2 separate regions of the Homo sapiens genome follow, and region 2 is linked to region 1. A link is an interaction called in ENCODE POLR2A ChIA-PET data of the cell type or tissue named here. Cell type or tissue: GM12878. All regions are shown on one strand. Links, peaks and the distances in the headings refer to the core of each region. The heading gives the core; the rest is flanking DNA.

Region 1 (8,616 bases), core at 2,135-7,134:
CTTTCTTCCTCTGATTATCTCCACTACCTACTCATCTCAAACCCAACTCCTTAAGAGCAGTTAGCCTCCAAACTGGCTTCCCAACACCAGATGTTCTCAAGGTGTGGTCCAAGGAATCCTTAGGCTCCCTGAGACTCTTTGAGAGAAGCTGAGATGCCACTCAGAACTATATTCATGAGAATATTATGATGTTCTTTGCCTTTTTCACCCTTATTCTCATGGGTATACAGTGGAGTTTTCCAGGAAGTACATGATGTGACATCCAACAGAATGAAAGCAAAAGCAGATCTGGGGTTCTAACAATTTTTGATTAACCTAGATATTATAGAGATTTGCAAAGATGTAAAACAATGTCATTCTTCCCACTAAACATTTTTGAAAACAGTTTTCATAAAAAAAATTTTATTTATGCTAACATGTAATGGGCTTATAATTATTTTTTAATAAGTTAACAAGTACTTTTAAATTTTCTATTTTAATTTATATGGTAAAAATTGATAAATATAAACCACATAATAAAAAGCTCTTCTGGGTCCTTAATAGTTTTTAAGAGTATAAAGGAATACCGACTGTTTGCAAACCACTGCTCTACAATAATCTCAAATCTATCCTTCACATCCATTCCTAAGCGATATATCTAAAATATAAATTAGGGTCAGGCACAGTGGCTCATGCCTGTAATCCCAGCATTTTGGGAGGCCGAGGCGGGTGGGTCACCTGAGGTCAGGAGTTTGAGACCAGCCTGACCAACATGGCGAAACCCCGTCTCTACTAAAAATACAAAAACTAGCTGGGCATGGTGGCAGGCACCTGTAATCCCAGCTACTCGGGAGGCTGAGGCAGGAGAATCACTTGAACCCGGGAGGCAGAGGTTGCAGTGAGCCGAGATCGCACCATTGCACTCCAGCCTCAGCGACAGGCATGAGCCACTGCACCCGGCCTATATTGTTCTTTATATCTTTTGGTACATCTGAAATATTTCATTAGAAACTAAATAAACCTTCAATGGCCCTCAATCGCCTCTGTGGTAAGTTCAGTCGGCCTACCTTTTCACTTTCATCCACCCCAGCCCTTGCTCTTTAAGCTCTAGTATCCATAAGCTGCTTCACACAGTTTTGGTTTTCTTCCACCTTTCCCTATGTCTGAAATGCCATTCCTGTCTTTCTTTTCATAGTTAATCCCTACTCACCCTTCTAGTGTTGCTCTCCTAAGACTTTCACAAACCTATGGCTAGACTAAGCACTCTTCTCTGTGCTTCCAAAACTAGTGGTGAATACCCCTATTGGTGCTATTGTGGCTAGTAGAATATTATACTGAAACAGCCTATCAATCTTTTGTCCTTAGCACTTAGCCCAATACCAGGGCACACAGTAGACACTCAATGCTTGTGGCCCTAAGTAGATTGCACCCGGTGTGTGGGCATTTCTACCAAGATGTCAATTAATTAACTCAAACCGCTAATGGGCAAATTCAATCCATCAGTTACTAAATGCCCAGTATAGAAAAGTCATTATGGACTAGACCAGGCAAAGGATTCAAAGATGGATGAATAAATGCCTGGGAACAGAAAACTATAAAAGAGAAAAGCAGATGGGGGTGGGAGTTGGGTGGGAGTGAATGACCTGCCTCACCATGTATTAAACATTCTAAAAAACCAATGAAATCGTATCAATAATATTGATAATTGAAGAGAAAAACAGACTTGTAAAACAATAGACAATCCAATATATATAAGACAATATATGGTTAGACAAATATAGAATTATGTAACAAGAATTTGAAAGAAATCATCATAAGAAATCATCATAAGAATACCTTAGTGAGCAATTCCAAACATGCTTGACACAAAAATAGGAAATAGAAATTCTCAGCAAAGAAATACACAAGAAACAAAAGAAAATTTTAGAAATGAAAAGTACTGTATCTGGGCCAGCTGTGGTGGCTCACGCCTGTAATCCCAGCACTTTGGGAGGCCGAGGTGGGTATATCACGAGGTCAGGAGCTTCAGACCAGCCTGATCAGCATGGTGAAACCCTGTCTCTACTAAAAATATAAAAATTAGCCGGGCATGGTGGTGCGTGCCTGTAATCTACTTGGGAGGCTGAGGCAGGAGAATCACTGGAACCCAGGAGGCAGAGGTTGCAGTGAGTTGAGATCACGCCACTGCACTCCAGCCTGGGTGCTAGAGAGAAACTCTGTGTCAAAAAAAAAAAAATACTGTATCTAAAATTAATGCAATTGACAAACTCAACAGAAGAATGGAGACAACAGAAGAAAGAAACAGAAAATGCAAAGACAGAGAAACCGAAATTACCCAATCTGAACTTGAACAAAGAGAAAAAAGACACAGAAAAATAAACTCAAGGACTTGCGGGACTAAGACAAGATACAAAACATTCATGTAATCAGAGATCCAGCAGAAGTTAGAGCATGAGTCTAAAAAAGTATTTCAAGAAATAATGGCAGCCTGGCGCGGTGGCTCATGCCTGTAATCCCAGCACTTTGGGAGGCCAAGGCAGGCAGATCACCTGAGGTCAGGAGTTCAAGACCAGCATGGCCAATATGGTGAAACCCTGTCTGTACTAAAAATACAAAAATTAGCAGGGCATGGTGGCACATGCCTGTAATCCCAGCTGCTCGGGAGGCGGACACTGCAGTGAGCCGAGATCGCTCCACTACACTCCAGCCTGAGCAACAGAGTGACACTCCCTCTCAAAAAAAAAAAAGAAAGAAAGAAAGAAAAGAAAAAAAAAGGAAAAGAAATAATGGCTAAAAATTTCACATATACAGCAAAAGACATAAACCTACACATTCAAGAAGCTCAGTGAACACATTCAGCATTATAAACCCAAAGAAATCCACACCAAAAAAAACACAGCATGGCCAAACTGCAGAAAACTTAAAAAAAAAAAAAAAAAAGAATGAAAGCATCAAGAAATGATACATTATCTATAGGGGAAAAACAATTCAGATGATAGCCAAAATCTCATCAGAAACCACAGAGGCCAGAACGAAACAGCAAAACATTCTTTAGGTGTTGAAAGAAAAGAACTATTAACCCAGAGTTCTATATCCAGAAAAATATCCTTCAGGAATGAAAGAAAAAAAAAATCAAGACATTTACTGATGGAAAAAAACTAAGAACTTGTCGACAGTAGACCTACCCTGAAACTCTAAAGACCAGAAAGGAAAACAGAATAAACAGATGAGTAAAAACATGGGTGAATACCATAGAATTTCCTTCTCTTGAGTTTTCTAAATTATGTTTCATAGGGAAAGCAAAAATTATAAAACTTTGTGATACAGTTCTCAACATACGCAGAGGATAGTAGCCCTCTTGGTGTAGTGGGTAGCACGTCAATCTCATAATCAATGTATGAAGAGAAATATTTAAGACAAATACATGGAAAAATGTAAAACATGACTAATTGTAGAAAAATGCGAAGGATAAAGGGATGTAAAAAGAGGTAAGGTTTTGGGCCCGGTGCGGTGACTCACGCCTATAATCCCAGCACTTTAGGAAGCCGAGGTGGGTGGATCACTTGAGCTCAGGAGTTCAAGACCAGCCTGGGCAACATGGCAAAACCCCATCTCCACTAAAACTAAAAAAATCAGCCAGACGTGGTAGTGTACATCTGTGGTCCCAGCTACTTGGGAGGCTGAGGTGGGAGGATTGCTTGAGCCTGGGAGGTCAAGGCTGTGGTGAGCTGTCATCTTACCACTGCATTCCAGGCTGGGTGACAGAATGAGATTCTGTCTCAAAAAAAAGAGGTATGGTTTCAACCCTTCCCTCAAACAGGTAATATGTAAATACTAGTAGACTGTGATATGCTATGTATGTATAAAGTAATAATTAGAGCAAACACTACAAAATAACTAGAAAACCTATATGAAAGCTGAACCAAAAAATTCTTATGAAAATTCAGGGGACCGGCTGGGCCCTGTGGCTGACGCCTGTAATCCCAGCACTTTGGGAGGCCAAGGCAGGTGGATCACCTGAGGTCTAGAGTTCGAGACCAGCTGAGCCAACATGGTGAAACCCCGTCTCTACTGCAAATACGAAAAAATTAGCCGGGCATGGTGACGGGTGCCTGTAATCCCAGCTACTCGGGAGGCTAAGGCAGGAGAATCGCTTGAACCCAGGAGGCTGAGGTTGCAGTGAGCTGAGACCGCAACCATTGCACTCCAGCCTCAGCAACAAGAACAAAACTTCATCTCAAAAAAAAAAAAAAAAAAAAATTCAAGGGGCCAAATAATCCTGAAAAAGAAAAAGTTGGAGCACTGGCACTTCCCAATTTCAAAACTTACTACAAATGTACAATAATTGAGATGGTGTGACACTGTTAGAAGGATCAACAGAATAGAATTCAAGGTCCAGAAATAAACCCTTATCTTTGGTCAACAGATTTTTGACACAGGTGTCAAGACAATTCAATGGGGAAAGAACAGTCTTTTCAAAAGGTTCTGGGACAACTAGAACTACATACAAAAGAAAGAAATTGGACCCTTACCTCATACCATACACAAAATCAATATAAATCAAAATGGATGAAAGATCTAAATGTAAGAACTAAAACTATAAAATGCTTAGAAGAAAACATAGGCATAAATCTTCATGACCTTGAATTAAGCAAGCCTCTTAGACACCAAAAGCATAAGCAAATAAAGAAAAAAAAATAGATAAATTGGGCATCAAAATTTGTAACTTTTGTCCTTCATAGGACACTATCAAAAAAGTGACAAGACAACCCCAAGAATGAGAGAAAATATTTGCAAATCACATATCTGGTAAAAGTCTAGTATCCAAAGTATATAAATTCTTGTAACTCAACAATGAAGAGACAATCTAATTAAAGAATGGGCAAAAGATTTAAATAGATATTTCTCCAAAAAAAACTATACAAGTGTCCAATGAACATTTGGAAAGATGTTAAACATCAAAGGTCATCCAGAAAACAGAAATCAAAACCTCAATGAGATACCACTTTACGCCCATTAGGATGGCTATAATCATAAAGAGACAGCAATAAGCATTGGGGGAAGATGTGAAGACACTGAAATTCTCATACATTACTGTTGAGAATATAAAATGGTACATGTAGCTGCTTTGAAAACAGTTTGTCAGTTCCTCAAAAAGTTAAACACAGAGTTACATATGACTCAGCAATTCCCCTCCTAGATATATACCCAAGAGAAATGAAAACTTACGTTCACACAATAACTCGTACACGAATGTTCATAGCAACACTATTCATAACAGCCAAAAAGTGCAAACAACTCAAATGTCTATCAACTGACTAATGGATAAACAAAATGTGGCATATCCACACCACAGAATATTATTCAGCTGTTAAAAAGAACGAAGTGGTCGGCGCAGTGGCTCACACCTGTAATCCCAGCACTTTGGGAGGCTGAGGCAGACAGATCACGTGGTCAACAGATTGAGACCATCCTGGCCAACATGGTAAAACCCCGTCTCTACTAAAAACACAAAAATTAGCTGGGCATGGTGGCGCATGCCTGTAGTCCCGGCTATGCGGGAGGCTGAGGCCAGAGAATCGCTTGAACCTGGGAGGCGGAGGTTGCAGTGAGTGGAGATCGCGCCACTGCACCACTGCACTCCAGCCTGGCAACAGAGCAATACTCCGTCAAAAAAAAAAAAAAAAAAAAAAAGATGCACTCGCCAGGGAGCAGGAGTAGCTCACGCCTGTAATCCCAGCACTCTGGGAGGCCTAGGTGGGTGGATCACCTGAGGTTGGGAGTTCGAGACCAGCCTGGCCAATATGGTGAAACCCCATCTCTACTAAAAATACAAAAATTACCCAGGCCAGTGGTGGCAGGTGCCTGTAATCCCAGCTATTCAGGAGGCTGAGGCAGGAGAATCGCTTCAGCTTGGGAGGTAGAGGTTGCAGTGAGCCAAGATCGCGCCACTGCACTCCAGCCTGGACATACTGATAAATGCTGTAACATGGATGATTCTTGAAAACATTACAAGTGAAAGAAGCTAGACACAAAAGACAACATATTACAACATTCCATCTATATGAAATATTCAGAAGGGCAAATCCATACACAAATGAAGTGAAAAAGGGGTTGTCAAGGGCTGGCAGACAAATGAATAAAGAGTGACTGCTAATGAGTATAGGGTTTTTTTAAAAAACAATGAACATTCGGGCCGGGCACAGTGGCTCACGCCTGTAATCCCAGCACTTTGGGAGGCTGAGACGGGTGGATCACCTGAGGTCAGGAGTTCAAGACCAGCTTGGCCAACATGGGTGAAACCCCATCTCTATTAAAAACACAAAAATTAGCCGGGTGTGGTAGCACAAGCCTGTAGTCCCAGCTACTCGGGAGGCTGAGGCAGGAGAATCACTTGAACCCGGGAGGCGGAAGTTGCAGTAAGCCGAGATTGTGCCACTGCACTCCAGCCTGGGTAACAGAGTGAGACTCCATCTCAAAAAGGAGATAAATAACATAATGAACATTCTCTGGTATTAAATAGCAGTGATGTTGCACAACCTTGTAAATATACAAAGAACTGAATTGTACCCTTTAAAATGGTAAATTTTACAATATTTAAGATGTATCTCAATTTTTCAAAACCTCATTTAACTTAATGAAAATACAACATGTCAATATTTGTGTGACACACCTAAATCAATGCTGAGAGGGAAATTTAGGGAAAGCCTGAAATCAATAAACTAAGCTCTCATCTCAAGACTAGAAAAAGAACAAAATAAACCCAAAGCAAGCAGAGGGAAGGAAAAATAAAGATAAAAGCAGAAATCAACACAACTGAAAACAAAAAGACAACAGAGAAAAATCAATAAAACCAAAAGTGGGCCGGGTGCGGTGGCTCACCCCTGTAATCCCAGCACTTTGGGAGGCCAAGGCAGGCAGATCATGAGGTCAGGAGATCAAGACCATCCTGGCCAACACGGTGAAACCCCAACTCTACCAAAAATACAAAAATTAGCCAGGCGTGGCAGCAGGCACCTGTAATCCCAGCTACTCAGGAGGCTGAGGCAAGAGAATCACCTGAACCTGGGAGGCGGAGGTTGCAGTGAGCCGGGATCGCACCACTACACTCCAGCCTGGGTGACAGAGTGAGACTCTGTCTCAGAAAAAAAAAAAAAAAAAAAAAAAAAAAAAAAAAAAAAGTGGCTCTTTGGAAAGATCAATAAAATTGACCAACCTATAGAAAATTGACACAAACAAAAGAGAAAGCACAAATAACTAACGTCAGGAATGATACAAAGAATACCACTAGAGACTTGGAAGACATCAAAAGGGTAATAAGAAAATACTATGGCTGGGTGCGGTGGCTCACGCCTATAATCCCAGCGCTTTGGGAGACTGAGGCGGGTGGATCACCTGAGGTCAAGGTCAGAAGTTCGAGACCAGCCATGGCCAACATGGTAAAACCCCATCTCTACTAAAAATACAAAAATTAGCCGGGCGTGGTAGTGCAAGCCTGTAATCCCAGCTACCCAGGAGGCTGAGGCAAGAGAATCTCTTGAGCCTGGGATGCAGGCAGTGGTCACAGTGAGACGAGATCGCATCACTGCACTCCAGCCTGGGTGACAAGAGTGAAACTCCATCTCAAAAAAAAGAAAACACTATGAACAACTCCACACATATATTTGACAATTTAGATTAAATAGACCAATTCCTTGAAGAGCAGATGATCGCAACTTATTTAATATGAAATAGAAAATCTGAATAACCTTAAAGATTTTTTAAATTGAATGTTAATTTAAAACTTCCCAAGAAAACAAATCTCCAGGCATATGTGATTGCACTAGAGAATTCTACTATACATTTTAAGAAAATTTAACACTAATTCTGATTAAAGAAATCAAAGAAAATCTAAATAAATGGAGAGATACCCTGTATTCATATAAGACCTAATCAAGTAAAGATGTCAACTCTCCCCAAATTGAGACAACTGGGGGATTTTTTCACAATAAATATACTCAGATCCCACCCAAGACCTAAGAATTCATAATTCTAAGAGTGAAGCCCAGGTACAAACTGTTTAGGGAAAAAAAGCACTATCCCCACCACAGGTCATTCTGACTTAGAGCCTAGAATGCCAGCCTCCCAGGCACTATCCCTAGAGTTACGGGGCTTAGAGTCATGTTCTCTGTTCACCCAGATGACATCAACCCAGGACAAAGAAGTCCATCAGCCTCCTCCTGGACATTCCCCACTTTCAGCCTCCCCAGGTGACCATGCTGCCCACTGACTACCACATGAAATTTCTTGAAGCCCAGTTCTGCGCCTTTCGCTGATATGAGAAAGACATCCCACGTAATCAGATTAATATGCTGTGGGGCCAAAAGCTCCCTTCTTCTTTCCACCCTCCCCAAACCCTCCCAGAAGCACCCAAGGGAAGACCTGTGGGAATGAAAAGTGTCTGTCCTTGCTTCACGGAACACTTGTAGCACTTGTCCACCTGGTCCCCAAAGAACATCTCATTCTGATTAGAGGAACTGCTCCAGCACTCAAAGAGAGTCAGATTGGCATTTGTTGGGCGGATCAGGTAGAAGATCTTTTCACCCTGAAACAAAAAGAGGTTGAAGTGACAAAAATACCAAGGGTTTCCAGAAAAGT
Region 2 (5,000 bases), core at 1-5,000, 390 kb before region 1:
CAAGATGGTGAATACAGCATCTCTCCTTTATCCCAAATGCTAGGGGAATGGCAGATATATAGCAGTTACCGGGGACCAACAGTTTTCAATGGCCTTTGGGATTCCTCATGGGCTATAAACTTCTGAAAAATTTAAGTCCTTTTTGGGGTTCCTATTGGTATGACACTCCCCTCGATTGACTTACATTTGTAGAAATGTATGAATTCTATAGAGTTACTAAAATTGAGTATTTAAAAACTAAAATTAGTGTTCTACAAGCAATTACTAAGACATCAAACCTGTTATTTTATCAAGAAGTCGCAACGACACTATGCACTGGGACCCCTATACAAAAACACTGATAACCAAGAATTAGAATTAAAGGGTATATACACGCACAGAGCAACCAGCTGTGTGTGGAACCAAGCAACTAAGAAATGGAAAAAAGGTAATTAGGGTTTCCAGGAGAAAGTTAAAAGGAATCAGAGAAATAGAAGAAAAAAAAAAAAAAAAAAAAAGGCAGAAGCAGGAACTATATACAGATAAGAACAAGAACCAGTGTGACACCATGGTTATCTACAATAATGTAGCATTAGAATACAATGAAGAAAACAGCCACCAACTTCTGAAAGAGAAGTCTGACACCTTAAAAATTACCCACAGATGTACTTCAATAGAACTGAAAATGAATCCAACAGAGTTTGGAAAGTCAAGGTTACAGAGAAGAGAGTAAAGGAAGGCAGAAGGTCATCACAGTCCCTGGGCCCAAATGCCATTGCATCCCCATGCCACTAGCCCTACTCAAACCCTAGCCTCCCAATATGTTCTTTGTGCCCTGTCGTGCCATCGGCATCATCACCAGTGGGGGCTCACCATACCAGAGGTAAACACTCCTTTTCTCACTGGCAAATCAATTTTATTGGGCCACTGCCCCAATCTGCTGGCACAAATCGCTATGCCCTCACAACTGATTGTTATACAGACCCATTCTTGGCTTATCCTTCCTGCCCAACTACTGCCAACACCACCACTATTATAGCCCTCAGTTAGTTCCCTTTGGGCTTCTGGTAACACCGACTCTGACCAGGGTACGTACGTTACCGCTCATTCAGTCTGGGCATGGGCCTTTTCAAACAAGGCATCACCTTGGAGCTTCCATTTGTCTTTTTTTTTTTTTTTTGAGACAAGGTCTCACTCTGTTCCCCAGGCTAGAGTGCAGGGGTGCAATTATAGCTCACTACAGCCTCAACCTCCAGTACTTAAGTGATCCTCCCACCTCAGCTTCCTGAGTAGCGCACCAGCATGCCCTGCAAACATTTTTATTTGTTGTAGAGACAGGATTTCACCATGTTGCCCAGGCTGGTCTCAAACTCCTGGGCTCAAGGCTCAAGCAATCTGCCTGTCTCAGCATCCCAAAATGCTGGGATTACAGGTGTGAGCCAGTGCCTGGCCCATCTGTTGTACTGTTCACAGAAAGCAGGCCTAATAGAGGCATAATGGCTTGTTCAATGCTCTCTTAAACTTACTAAATGGACAATGGTCTCTTAAATTGATCTCTCTTTTGCCGATTGCCTTAGTTGTATGACATCTGAAAAAACACAATTAGTGCTTCCTTTGTCCCCTTTCTAGCCTCAAAATGAGATACTTTCCATCTATGAGTCTATAATACCCAAACAGAATCCCCCTCACTTAACGACACCTCCTCATTTGATATTGGTGCGATCCACGGTGGACAGGAGCCTAGGTTGAAAGTAGGTAACAGGATGGGACCCACAGAAAATTGAGGGCCCTCACCCTCTAAGACTATGCAGAAGGTCTCTGCCAAAGTCCTTTCCTAATATGATGGTTTTAAAGGACTGCTAACTGGAGATCCCTCTTCATAGGAAATGAAGGTCTTAGTCTCTCTGCCTGGGTTGACATACACAACTGTATGGTTCTTCCAAAGAGGAAAGAAAAATCTTAAGTTAGTTCCTAGTACCAACATTCTTAGACAGGAAGCCAGTTCTGGAACCACCTTATTACAGAGGTATTGAATGGGAGACTATTGCAGGATATGGGATGGCAATGCCTGTGATTCCCATAATAAACTGGCACTTCGGCATGCCAAAAGTCTACGCACCACAGGCCTGAAAATATCTTTGTGGAATATTCTGGCTCTAGTTGGCCTGTCTATACCTCATTTGGCTCATGGTCTGGGTCTGGGATACTACTACCCCAGCTCAATGCCAAACTTCTTGGGCTCCTTTTTGCCCATGCTGTGATCCCACTTGTTTAGGGGTAATCAGTGCATAGCTTCCCTATCTGAAATTATTCTAAAACTCTTGTAGGCAAAGGGATACTGAGTTACTTTTATAATAATTTCTCAAGTGCGAGCCTAGGGCTTCTATCCATCCAGCATACCAAAGCATCCTAGATGATGATTTCAGTACAACTGACAGTCCCAGCCTTGACGCTAACACCCTCAAGATGGTAACTGCCCTTGTAACTGCCCCCACATAACTCATCATAACTCCACTGCCCCATCAACTCTTTGACAGCCCACACTCCACTTTCACTATTTACACTCTAATTTCACTATTCCAGTCACTACCTATATTTCCTGCTTCCCCTCACTCAACCTGATAGATTGTATCTATGTATTAGTAACAGAGAATGCCACCTACATACTAAACCTCCAGCAATACTAACAGATACCCTAGCCCAGGCAACTACTCATACAACTATATCTTGCTCCCTTGGAGGATTTCAATACTCATATTGACAACTTGCTACACTCTCTGGTTAAGTGGTCAATCATAAGCATGATGACGTTAGCATAGGCTACAAACAGACCCGAACAGATAACATGAGGGGTAAGGCAGGAGGTGAGAAAGAAGAGAGGGGAGTTGGGGAAGTTAAATGGGATACTACAAATGAAATACAGGTGGCTAAAAGTGGCATAGAAGAGCCAGAGGTCGGACACGTGAGGGAGAAGGAGTCAGAATATTTAGTGGGTTTGAGTGTGAAATTATAAGCAGGACATCGTGACCTCACTGGGTGCTTCCATATTAAACTTCCCCCTTAAGGATTTCATGTCTTTCCCAGCCTCTGCCACCAACTGATAGTACATACAATGATGCCCCCCTGTTGAGAATGTCCACCCTGATATAAGTTTGCCCCCTAGAAACTCCAACTTCCAACCTCTTGGGCTACTGATTCTTCTGTGTTACAACTCCTGCTCAGCAGGGTTATACATTTTATTCAGCGATCCTGTTCCCTTCTACCCATACAAGCTGACCTATGTACTATGGACATTTAGTGCCCAGGGCACCTCAAATTCAACTAGAAAGTCTAGCTGTTTTATCAAGTCTTGCCACAAAAAGGAGCACTTTTTACCTATTCTGGGCCTCATCAGAATCTTTGGTGTAACGGGCACAAGTTTAGGTATTTCCAATTCTGTAACACAGACTCAACTCATAGAGGTTACCGAGACATGTTGTAACTCCTGACAGACCACATTAACCAAACAGTTCAGGCCTAAGAAGCCCTCAATGAGGGACAAAGCAGTTTAGTTACTATGATAGTTGATAACAGACTGGCATGAAACTACCTACTGGCATTTCAAGATAGTGCTTGTGCCTTAAAGGGACTTCCTGTTGCATGATCATTAATAAAGAAAAGGTATCCAGAATAGTTCAACAAAAATAAACCCAAACTGCCAATTATATTATTAAAATACTCCAAGAGGTTCTCAGAACTCCCTGATGTCTTTCCTGGGCCATCTCCTTCCACCTGGAGTGAAAGGCTCTGTACTATCATTTGGGGAGCTAAAATAACAATGGCTAGTCTAATTATTTAGGTTTCGCTTTGCAAATTTGTTCTCTCTCAAGTACAAGTGTATTTTATGGGAAAACTGGGAGGTTGCTATGCTAATTTAAATGTGAGGGATGAATTAAGAAAACCATAGGGAAGGAAGTTGGACCTTCACTGACCTTTGATTTAGTGCTCTAAGTCTCATTTCCTGCCCGTGTCCCTCACTTCTGGCATCATCCTCATAGGGCTCACCTGCTCCTCACCACTATCCCAGCACCTAAGCACTATATCCTCTTGCTGCCTCCCTCTTTTAAACAATATCCCTGTCAATGGCAATTGCTCCTTCTTCTAAGCTTCCCATTTATAGAAAAATGCCTGTGTATCCTTTTCTCTTTCTCTCTGTTCTGGACTTTCTCCCAGAAGACGGGCATTCTCCCTGCCCCTGGCCTTGAGACGTCCCCACCGTAAAACAAATCTTAAAAAAAAACAAAAAAACCCCAAAGAACTATTGTCTGAATTTTGCCATCTGAACATAACCTTAGCAGAGAGCTTTTCCATAGCATGGTAGAGTTGCTACACCACAAGAAGACTTCCTCAACCTGACAAAATTGACAAAACCTTCAACACAAAACCTCTGCTAACTTCATTCTTAATGGTGAAATATTAAATGCTTTTCCCTCTAAATTCAGGAACAAAGCAAAGAGGCCCATTCTTATTTCTATCCAGCACTGTATCAGAAATCTTTGCTAATGTCATAAGACAAAAAAAAAGGCACAAAGACCATAAACAAAGTAAAAATGCATTTGCAGATGACAAGATTATGTAGAATATTCTAAGAAAACAAAACAAGTATGTACTAATAAGTGAACTGTGCAAGATTAAAAGATACAAGGTTAATATACAAAAATCCTAAATTTCTTCAGCAAGGGGGCAAGGAAGTATCTAAGTTGTAGTAGCCAAAACTAGTCTCCCCAACACCCCAAACTGTAAAACACAATGCTTGCTACTACAAGGAGACTTTCCCTATTTCCACGTCTCCTACTAAATTCCTTTAGCGTTTTAAGAATTCTAGCACAGATAAACAAAATGTATGATAATGTTACTTACTACAAATGTACTACTTATCGAAGGTATATTCAGCACCCAGAAAATAGGTATTTACTTAAAACTGAATTCTGACCTTTATTTCATCACCAATAAGACAGATATCTACCCGGCCTCTCTGTTTT

The links. Peaks named below come from ENCODE experiments on the same cell type or tissue, not always from the same donor. Only the 100,000 strongest peaks of a DNase experiment are listed, where the experiment ranks them.
Region 2: POLR2A ChIA-PET joins it to region 1 with 5 read pairs; 2 of 35 experiments call an interaction of 5 or more read pairs at or near these places.

The regions. Positions count from the first base shown.
Region 1 is chrX:54,002,722-54,011,337 of GRCh38, forward strand. It overlaps PHF8 (PHD finger protein 8), which reads right to left. Exons shown (of 22, transcript NM_015107.3): 8 at 8,401-8,563. Among named protein-coding and RNA genes, the nearest start is that of PHF8, 37 kb to the right of the region's middle. RefSeq lists a silencer at 5,042-5,242. In GM12878, for the core only: no CTCF peak of the experiment used is centred there; a DNase peak (open chromatin) is centred at 5,029.
Region 2 is chrX:53,619,115-53,624,114 of GRCh38, forward strand. All of the region lies in intron 19 of HUWE1 (HECT, UBA and WWE domain containing E3 ubiquitin protein ligase 1), which reads right to left. Among named protein-coding and RNA genes, the nearest start is that of MIRLET7F2, 64 kb to the left of the region's middle. In GM12878, for the core only: no CTCF peak of the experiment used is centred there; no DNase peak of the experiment used is centred there.